Linked DNA regions of Homo sapiens: region 2 is linked to region 1. Evidence: read pairs that join two places in POLR2A ChIA-PET (ENCODE). Cell type or tissue: GM12878. All regions are shown on one strand. Region 1 overlaps JARID2 (jumonji and AT-rich interaction domain containing 2). Region 2 overlaps JARID2 (jumonji and AT-rich interaction domain containing 2).

Region 1 (5,000 bases):
AAATGAATTCTGATGGTTTAAAAGGTTAAAATACTGAGAAGAATGCTTGCTTGCATGAAACAAAATAATCATTTCTCTCATCATCAAGCATGTGCACTTCTCCCATACTTCCCACCACCTCCCCACACACATTCTCGTTAAGTCCTGCATTTCATCAACATACTTCCTTTCTAAATACTTTCAAAAGGTTTAGGATAGCATTTCACCACCTACCTGGGTCCTTCTTTTCCCCATATCCTCATTCTGCCCATAAATTATAGCTAAATTCTCAACCCAACTACTTAAATATATAGTAGCTGCTGAATATTTAGTTACTTCACATGTGTTCTCATGTTCTTAACCACGAAATGTCTCAGGGATGACAAATACTGCTTTAAGAAAACAGTCTACCTATCTTTTCTTCTGATATAAAATATTACAATTACTGCCAGGGAATGGTGGCTCACACCTGTAATCCCGGCACTTTGGGAGGCTGAGGCAGGCAGATCACAAGGTCAGGAGTTCGAGAGCAGCCTAGCCAACATGGTGAAACCCTGTCTCTACTAAAAATACAAAAATTAGATGGGTGTGGTGGCAAGCACCTGTATTCCTAGCTACTTGGGAGGCAGAGGAAGGAGCACTGCTTGAACCCAGGAGGTGGAGGTTGCAGTGAACCGAGATCACACCACTGCGCTCCAGACTGGGTGACAAAGCAAGACTGTCTCAAAAAAAAAAAAAAAATTACAATTACTTCAATAGGAATAACTTGACCACTACAAGCTGGTCACTACAAGCATCCAGACGTTGTTAGAGCAGAACAAACAAAATCAAGCAAGGCTCCTGGAGATCAAGACAAAACGATGGCTCCACATCCCCTCTCCCAGAGAAGTGGGTTAGGTACACAGATGCATCAACCAAACGCGTAAAGGCAGAAAGGAAGAAAGAAAAAAGCCACACCAAAGCCTACTAATCTGCCCTGCAAACCCAGAAAATCATAAGCATGTTAATTGAAACCAGAATCTGAGAAAGCCAAGCAAACTTAAAAGGGGTACAAACATTTATAACAAGAGGAGGCGACTCATGGATTTAATTACTTCCACTATATATGACAATTAAGAATAAATGGTGGAAAACCACAAAACAGCAGACAGTAAAGAAAAAAGTTAAATGCTGATTGCCATTAGTGTTAACTGGAGTTTCTAACACCTGCTATAAGCTACTGTGTAATAAAAAATGAATTACTCTCCTAATGAATAAATGAATATCTTAATGGAAGCCAGGATCTTTGGGAAGCACATTTAAACTATTTTATGCCACAAAAGTAATGTTCACCAAATAGATGCTTTAATGCGCATTTAACTAGATGAAAGACCCTGAACCTCTAAGCGTCCAATCTACATCTGACAACAGACTTTTATCAGACAGGAAAAATCACTGAATAATAATTCATTATTTCTAATACAGACAGCTGAACGACAACAAAACCACGAACACTTACGGAATGTATGTTTCATATATCACCACTCCATGAAAGAAAAGCTAACTTATCCCAAGTTGCAAACCTGGATAAGCAGCAGAGCAGAGATTCAATCCCAGGCAGTTCCCTTCCCAAGGCTTCATCAGTGTGAGCCTTCTGGTCCACCCAAGGCTCAATGACCCAGTAACAGACTCCCAGCAACCCAAGGGCTGTGCTGAACTACAATGTTGCCCATGTAACTCTAAGAAAACGTAAGAAAATGGAATTCTTTCTCAGAAAATTTCCATCTAAGAGGAATAAAGTCAAAATCGGTATTTTAAAGGAAGCAAACTTATAAAAGCTAGAAAATGTATAAAATGCACTTATGGTCTTATTTCGGTCCCAGCAATGGGAACGAATAATATTAAATAAATTAATATGTTTAATTATGAACTGAATTTTAGTTGAAAATTCCAAGAGGTTGAATTACTTTTCCATATACTACTTCCTATCAAAAGCTCTTTCTCAATTACACAGGAAAGGATGGGAATACAGTAACTAGACCAAGATCAATGAGTAAGCTCGAGCTCCAGATTTTCAATTAGAGGACAAATAAATTAACAACGGTTCTCTAGCTGAGGTGCAACTCGTAATTGACAGCAGATCACCCCAGGTTTCCATATCAGAGTTGGGTAGCCGGAGGTACCAACTTGGTGAATTTTTGTACTTCCAAAAGAGATTCAGGTACACATCCCTGCTTAACAATATTAAACTATGCTGCGTTCCTAAATCTGCTCCAGCACCTCTTGAAAAGACCTTGAAAGACAAGAAACTTATCTACATATATAGATAAGCAGCATACAATCAGTCTCAAAAGCTTAGAAATGAAGAAACTATACTAGAAGCTTCTAACAAACATCACAGGAAAGCAGTAGGAAAATCTGCCAACTATCATTCCTAAGCCTAGAAACCAGCTGCTGCATTAAAAAAACAAATTACACTGATAACTGATATTTAACATGCATTATATGATTTTGCAATAGCAGCAAACTTACTTCCCTAATTCAATTGAGCTTGTCAAAAAATTAAAATCTTCAACTATCCACACAAAAGAATGATCATAATCCAAAACGGCAGGTAATGCAATGCCTTCAAAACGTTTTTTGATATTTTTATTATTATTAATAGCATTTTTACAGAATAAGCTATTAATAAAATTACATTTCAGTTGATGTTCATAGAATTACAATAATTAAGAAATTATTACAGAAAACTTCATACAAGTAAGAGACAACCTGGGATTAAAATTTTTTCCTGGGTGGAAATCTATAAAGAAGGTAAAATAAAAAGCTGTGCATCAAATAATCTGCATACTCATGGTAAGAAATAGTCATAGATCATTTGTTTCTACAATCAGAGACTGAGGAATGGGAATGTTTTGGACTTAAATTGTGATGCTTGCACAACCTAACAGTTAAAAAAAAAAAAAGAATTGTACACTTTAAATGGGTGAACTGTATATGGTAAGTGAGACATAGCAATACAGCTGCGTTGGTTTTTTTTTAAACCAGAGAGCTCAGACTTTAGTAGGACTCTCAGTCACGTTTTTTAATTCCATTTTTCATTACATCAGCCGAGTCTGACAAAGCCACACACACTCCACATCCCAAGGTAAGCAAGTAGGGAAATTCCTATATGCCAGAGTGTGCTTTATCTAAGTTACATGGAACATGACAGAATGTTAGAGAGGAAATTATACCCACTCAAGCACCACCCACTGAATAAAAATAACAGAATTAGTAAACATCTCCCTCTTTCATCTACTTTCCAAAAACGCTTCAAGGGTCCACCACTACCACGAAAGTAAGTTTCACAGCCACCCTTGGAAATTTACAAAAAAAAAAAAAAAAAAAAAAAAAATCACTACATACTCCCAAGTAAAACAGATTATCATGTACTTCCTTAAAATTCAAGAGAATTTTGCATTCAACGCCCTGTCTGTCTGAAAGGGTGGCTCCCACTAACTCTCAGGTCCGGGTCCTCTCCGCAGGATCAGCAGCACCGAGCTTAATAGTCTGGAGCTATTTATTAAGTAAAAGGTCCTCCCAGGTAAATCTAAAAGTAGCATACAACAAAACCAATGTCTTGTAATGTAAGTCCAGGGCACCGAAGTTATTCTCAAAACAACTGCTTTGTTTTTTTAATCTAACAACTCACCACCAGCACTTGCTTGTCTAGCTGGCTTATAGTCTTGTGATCATTATGCCAAGATCAATGTACATTAGTCTAAACAATCTGATCTTAACCAGACCCTGCTTCTGTCAAAGATAACTGAAGAGCAACATTAACTCAGAGAACATCTGCTCAATGTTGGGGGACACAGTGACAGGATACCGGCTGCCCTTCCTCTCCCTCCAAATACACCAAAATGGAACCACACTTAGCAGAGGCCTCTTTGACTGCACAATAGCCTAATTTTATAGCAAGAGACTATCATACTTTCAATACACATCCAACTCTTTAATGTAACTTCAATGTGATTAGGGGCTAGGGAGGAGTTTTTAATGGGATATTCACCATCATTGTATTCCACCAGCAATAATAATACACACTAAATTTGGTTACATTTGAAGAGAACTTAATGACACTCTTCCATCTGGAATTAAATGGGAAAACCCCAGAAATCACAAAACCAAAATTTGAAGAGCATGCTCATGAGCTTTTTTTTTTTTTTAAATCCTTAACTAGGACTGTGAAGTAAAGCAGCTATTCCCTTTTTTTTTTTTTTTTTTTTTTTGACGGAGTTTCGTTCTTGTCGCCCAGGCTGGAGTGCAATGGCACGATCTCGGCTCACTGCAACCTCCACCTCCCGAGTTCAAGTGCTTCTCCTGCCTCAGCCTCCCAAGTAGCTGCGATTACAGATATGAACACCACACCCGGCTAATTTTTGTATTTTTAGTAGAGATGGGGTTTCACCACACTGGCCAGGCTGGTCTCAAACTCCTGACCTCAGGTAACCCGCCCAAAACACTGGATACCACAAAATGTCTTGGCCTCCCAAAATGTTGGGATTACAGGCGTGAGCCACTGCTCCAGGCCTAACCGTCACTATTTTACTTCCCAAGGACTCAGTAAAGGCGTCTTCAATCAAAGCACCTCAGTAATAATTTCCTAACTTAGTACTAGTACTAAACACCTAAATTATGGGTAAGTAACGACACAAAATAACGAGGTGGGAAAAGGTCAAGATGCATAATAATGTTCACTTTGAAGAAGAAGCTAGTTGAATAATTTTATGGAAAATTTTGCCAGTATAAACCACAAATTTTTCTATAATTTTAACAAACTAGAAAAGTTAATAGAACTTAATAGAATACCCCCCATTAAAAATGTGTATATTCTGAATAAGCAATTCACTCCTTTTTATCATAAGGAGTTAATTATGAAGGTGCACTAAGCTCACTACTTTGTTACTTTCAACAGCACAGAATTAGATCAAACTAATTCTAATTAGTTTGAATTAGATACCCCAATGCTAGGTAGGTGCTAATAAATTCTAGGAGGC
Region 2 (5,000 bases), 110 kb before region 1:
TCAAATGCCACAAGGTCTATCTATGGTTCGCTTCATCTCACTGAATATAGAAATCATACCACATAGCAGCAGCCATGATGGTGCTCAAGCCATCACGGTATTATCTCAAGTGGAGAAGAAGAAACCAGTAAGAAAGTGAACATTCTGGCTGGGTGCAGTGGCTCACGCCTGTAATCCCAGCACTTTGGGAGGCCAAGGTGGGCAGATACCCTGAGGTCAGGAGTTCAAGACCAGTCTGGTCAACATGGTGAAACCCCGTCTCTACTAAAAATACAAAAATTAGCTGGGTGTGGTGGGGCACGTCTGTATTCCCAACTACTCAGGATGCTGAGACAGGAGAATACCTTGAACATGGGAGGCGGAGGTTGCAGTGAGCCGAGATCACGCCACTGCACTCCAGCCTGGGTGACACAGGGTGGGAGACTTCGTCTCAAAAAACAAAACAACAACAACAACAACAACAACAACAAAATGAGCATTCTAACAGCCACTACAGACAACAGTCTTTGTGCGAATCATGTGAGGCCTTCCTCAGTTCCCAATGGAGAAGCTGAATACTCAACTTCCCTGCGGGACACAGACACCAGGGACTTTAGTGCTATAAATGAAACCCCTTCAGTCAGCAAGGTGCTTGGCCAACAAAACAGCACTGCCATACTTAAAGTCTTATTTCCATGTTCTCTAAGTGGATTTCAGAAAGACTCAAGGACTCTCTAGAAAGTAAGGAGAAGGCCAGAGATGACTCTGAGAAGTACTACTGAATCTGTGCCAGTACTCACTGGCAGCAAAAAGGAAGCCTGCCTTATCTTCAGGGAGGGCACAACATGGTCAGAGGCCAGCTGGCCTGTAGCAGGGAGAATCCTCACAGCAAAATGACCTACAGTCTTATTAATAACATCTGATCAACGTCACAGGGCCAATAAAAGTGATCCATCCTTCCCCTCCTCAGACCTCAAAAATTTCAGGGTTTCAGATTTCTTCATTATTAACTGATAAACTATCCCAACAAATGAAACAGGTAACTGACTCTAGGAGAAAACCAAGCATATGCAGAACGTTAAGGCCACTGAAAGCCCCTAGGCAGTGATGACACCGTTCTCAAACATACACTTTCACTACTGCTGCTCTCAAAAACTAAGATGCAACAACTCCCAGAGACCCTCAAAAAAAGTTGTGTACCACTGGAGACAGTGTGATTTCCTCCCCAAAGAGTTTACATAATGTAAAGTATTCCCATTTTGCTCAAGGAAGCTCATTATTAGCACCATAGTGTTCCTTGCAATTGGGGGATTACTTAATTGCTTTCTGGCAGGTTAATCCCCTTTCATTCTGTGACCTCTAAATCACCCCAGGCTTTTGCATTTGCCCTACTTAGAAATCCTAGTCCTCAATACTCAAGGCTAGGACCACATCAAAATATGTGTTCCTTGCCAATGAGGCCAGCAACGCTCTTTAGAAAAAACACCACAGGTTGGCTGTCTCTTCTATTACCTGTGGCCGATTCAGCTGGTCTTTTAGACAGTTCCACCTAAATCCAAAATCTAATAATCTTCCTCTCCACTACCTCTGCCTCAATTCACTGGAAAAAATGGTAAATAAATGTACAGTTGGACCTCTGTATCAGACACTTCTGCACCCATGGAATCAACCAACTGTCGATCAAAAACATTCAGGTAAAAAAAGGGACGGTTGCATCTCTACTGAACACATACAGACTCTTTTTTTCCTTGTAATTATTCTCTAAACAATATTATCTAACAAATTTACACAGCATTTACATTGTATTAGGTATTATAAGTAATCAAGAGATGATTTAAAGTATACAGGAGGATGTGCATACATGCAAATACCATGTGCCATGTTACATAATGGACTTGAGTATCCATGAATTTTGGTATCAAAAGGAGGTCCATAAATCAGTCCTCTGAGTTATCAAAGGATGCCTATATGTGGATGATCGCCTCAGGTATCAATTCTGGGCTATTTCATACCCATTAGCTCTGCAACAACTATGTGCTATAGACTCTAGAATATCCATTTCGCAGATGAGGAAGCTCAGGCTGAGAAATATTTAAATCATCTGCCCAAGACATGCCAGCCTTCTGCCAATGCCCCTAGAAAGAACTCCCTGCAGCCTCAATCGATTTTCTGCAGAGCTGCCAGTAACATCTTCCTAACCTCATAGGTGTATTATGATGTCACCCCTGACTTGAAGAACGCCAAGGGATACTCCAGTAACTAGCCCAGGGCATGCAGAATCTGAGGCTTATCCTAACTTTCTTGCTTTAACTCCAGGACCTCCAACATCAATCCATGCCTTGGCAGTTGCTTCTGCAGAACCCCTTCCCAGCACTATCCTCTTTCTGCAAAGATTCCTAATGCACTGTAACGCGGAGACCCGCAGCAAATGTCAGCATTCCTTTGCAGCCATCCCAGGGCCTCTCCCTTCCTGCTTTAATGGGTACACACTTCTATCCCAGCATTTTCACGCATTTATTGTTATATCCTCAATTTCACCCACCACCAATACTGCTTTCCTGTGTCTAATCTGTTTTCTAGGTGTCTAGCATACAAAAAGAGTTTAATAAAGGTTTGCTGAATTAATTAGCAACTGAATGACAGCTGATCACTAAAGATTCTGTAAGACAGAAGAAACAAAAGGCAGGCAGTTCCAAAACAAGACAGCATTGCTTCACAACGGCTGACAGTAAGGATATTTACGAGGAACTCCCCATAATAACACTCTCTTCACTGTGCCGAGCCGTGACGCTGAACTGTGATGCCCACGGTCATAGGAATGAACTGTGTATGTAGGTTTGCATGCTTCAGGAGTCCCCTTTGGGAATCCCCTTGTTTGCAGTGCCCCGTAAAGAGGAAAATGTAAATAAGAGAATCATTTAACCTGCCAGTGCTCTGCTACATTAAGCTCTTTTTAATCTGTTAATAATCATAGTCAGAACAAAGAGGAGACGACAGAACTCATTAAGAATAACCAGAGTGGTGACAGGGAATACGGCGATGGTACGAATCACTGCATGCAGCAAGCGCAAAACCCTCTTCCCCGCGTGTGCCAGTGAAAGATACTAATTATGCCTCTGGCAAGAGACATGTGGACCCCTTCAAAGCAGCTATTTAAAGATAAATACACTGCGGGCAAATACCTCGGGCCGGCTGCACTATTCATCCCATCCTCCTTTCCTGTAGAAATTTTAGGTCACAATATTAAATAGGAAATGAAAGAGCCTTGCAGACTTAGCTGGTAGTGTCTTAAAACAAATTTGTTTTAGATTTCTAAAGCTTTTAACCTCAGAATGACTAGCTGGGTGTTTACATATCTATACTAATCCCAGTATTAATAGTATAGGGTTTTTCCTCCCCATCTCAAAGATTTCTCACTGTCATTAACAGATAACAAACAAGGTTTAAAGAACTCCACTCGCTGTCTTTCCCTTGGCCTCACGATTTATTCTCTTCCAAATCCCAAAGAAGTGCCGAGAATATTAAAGGTAATAATTGAGGACTGGAGAAGGGAAAAAAAAAAAAAAAAAAGACCTGGATCCTTAGCAACAAACATCACTTCCAGGTGTTTGATTTGCTTCCTTCATTATTTCTGCAGCCAGACTTTCTTCCCTATAAATAATGAGCATATTAAAGACTGCCTTCTTTACCCCTCACAGTGCTCGCTGTCACCCAAGGGTGATGGGCTGACTGAGCTCTTTATGGTGAACACTAGAGGCTTGGGGATGTGACAAGCTATGTTTGCTTTGGAATCAGCACGAAAAAAGAACAGAATTAGGATGCAGGTGTAAGAAGGTTAATCGCATTCCCAACTGTCAACTTTGCCTGAAAGGGCTTCAACAAGGTGAAGATTTAACTAAGGATATGCGTCATTAGCAGTGGATATCAAAAAGGTGGAAATCTCTCTAAATGTGCATCAGGAATTAGATAAATTATGAGACATTCACCAAATGGAACATAAGCTATTAAAATGAAATGACAGGCATTTTTGTGACAGTGTTAAGTAGGAAAATCAGACTGCAAAAACGAAAGTATAATGCAATATCATTTCAGGAAAAATATGTATTATACATGCACACAGAATGCTCAGTAAAATAGTCACAAACAAGGTAATTAACAGCGGTCGTCTCTGGGAGATGGTGGAGATGCTATTTTGAATGCATTCTTTTGCCTACTTCTTTACCTTTCTTCTGCCAATATTCCCAAGATGAACAGGAACTACTTTTATGATTGTAAAAAAAAAAAAAAAAAAAAGCTTAACATCCTGTTTTTCTTAAATTAAAATGGAAATAAAATTATTAAAGTACCACAACAACAGGGATCACTATGTAACCTTTGTACACACTGAAATACAGGTTTTAATTAGCTCAAGAAACTACCTATCTTGATGCTATCTAGATATCCTAGATAGAAAAGATGCTATCTAAGGCCACCAAATCCATCAGATTTTCAGGGTCATGAAGCTATAATAAGCATCATCTGTCATTTGGGGTTTGTAGAGTCAGATCAGGTAAACACACTTATCCTCCCGGGAAAAAAAAATGGTATTTTAAAGCTAGGATGACTCATTTTTAATACCTCAGATCTAAAAAAAGTATAAAAGAAATAGCAAAACAGTACAATATTGTATACGAACAGAAAAACAAATAACAAAGCCTATTTTTATTGCCTAGCTCATATATGAAATTCATTTCCAAAGGTTCAGAGCATTTTTTTAAATTTGTTTTAAACATCTCCTAGGCTTTAATTATTTAAGCCTTTTTTGTATTTGACATCTAAAAGAAGTAAATTTTATCTATGAAAAGATGATTCTCTTCTGTCTGGAATCCTGAAACTTCAAAGCCAGGTACTTACTTGGTAATGTTTTCTCTAGATGGCATTTATTTGAACAATAAATAAGCATGCCTCCGCAACTAAAAGACTCTCCAGGTTTCCCAGAACCTCAGAAAATATAATGTTATAAGATAGTGCACGCACAAGTA

What was found. Peaks named below come from ENCODE experiments on the same cell type or tissue, not always from the same donor. Only the 100,000 strongest peaks of a DNase experiment are listed, where the experiment ranks them.
Region 2: POLR2A ChIA-PET joins it to region 1 with 7 read pairs; 7 of 35 experiments call an interaction of 5 or more read pairs at or near these places.

Annotation. Positions count from the first base shown.
Region 1 is chr6:15,342,460-15,347,459 of GRCh38, reverse strand. All of the region lies in intron 1 of JARID2 (jumonji and AT-rich interaction domain containing 2), which reads right to left. Among named protein-coding and RNA genes, the nearest start is that of JARID2-AS1, 96 kb to the right of the region's middle. In GM12878, no CTCF peak of the experiment used is centred here; no DNase peak of the experiment used is centred here; H3K4me3 peaks cover 348 bases; H3K27ac peaks cover 1,203 bases.
Region 2 is chr6:15,456,151-15,461,150 of GRCh38, reverse strand. All of the region lies in intron 4 of JARID2 (jumonji and AT-rich interaction domain containing 2), which reads right to left. Among named protein-coding and RNA genes, the nearest start is that of DTNBP1-AS1, 87 kb to the left of the region's middle. RefSeq lists an enhancer at 1-178. In GM12878, no CTCF peak of the experiment used is centred here; a DNase peak (open chromatin) is centred at 2,811; H3K4me3 peaks cover 1,092 bases; H3K27ac peaks cover 1,184 bases.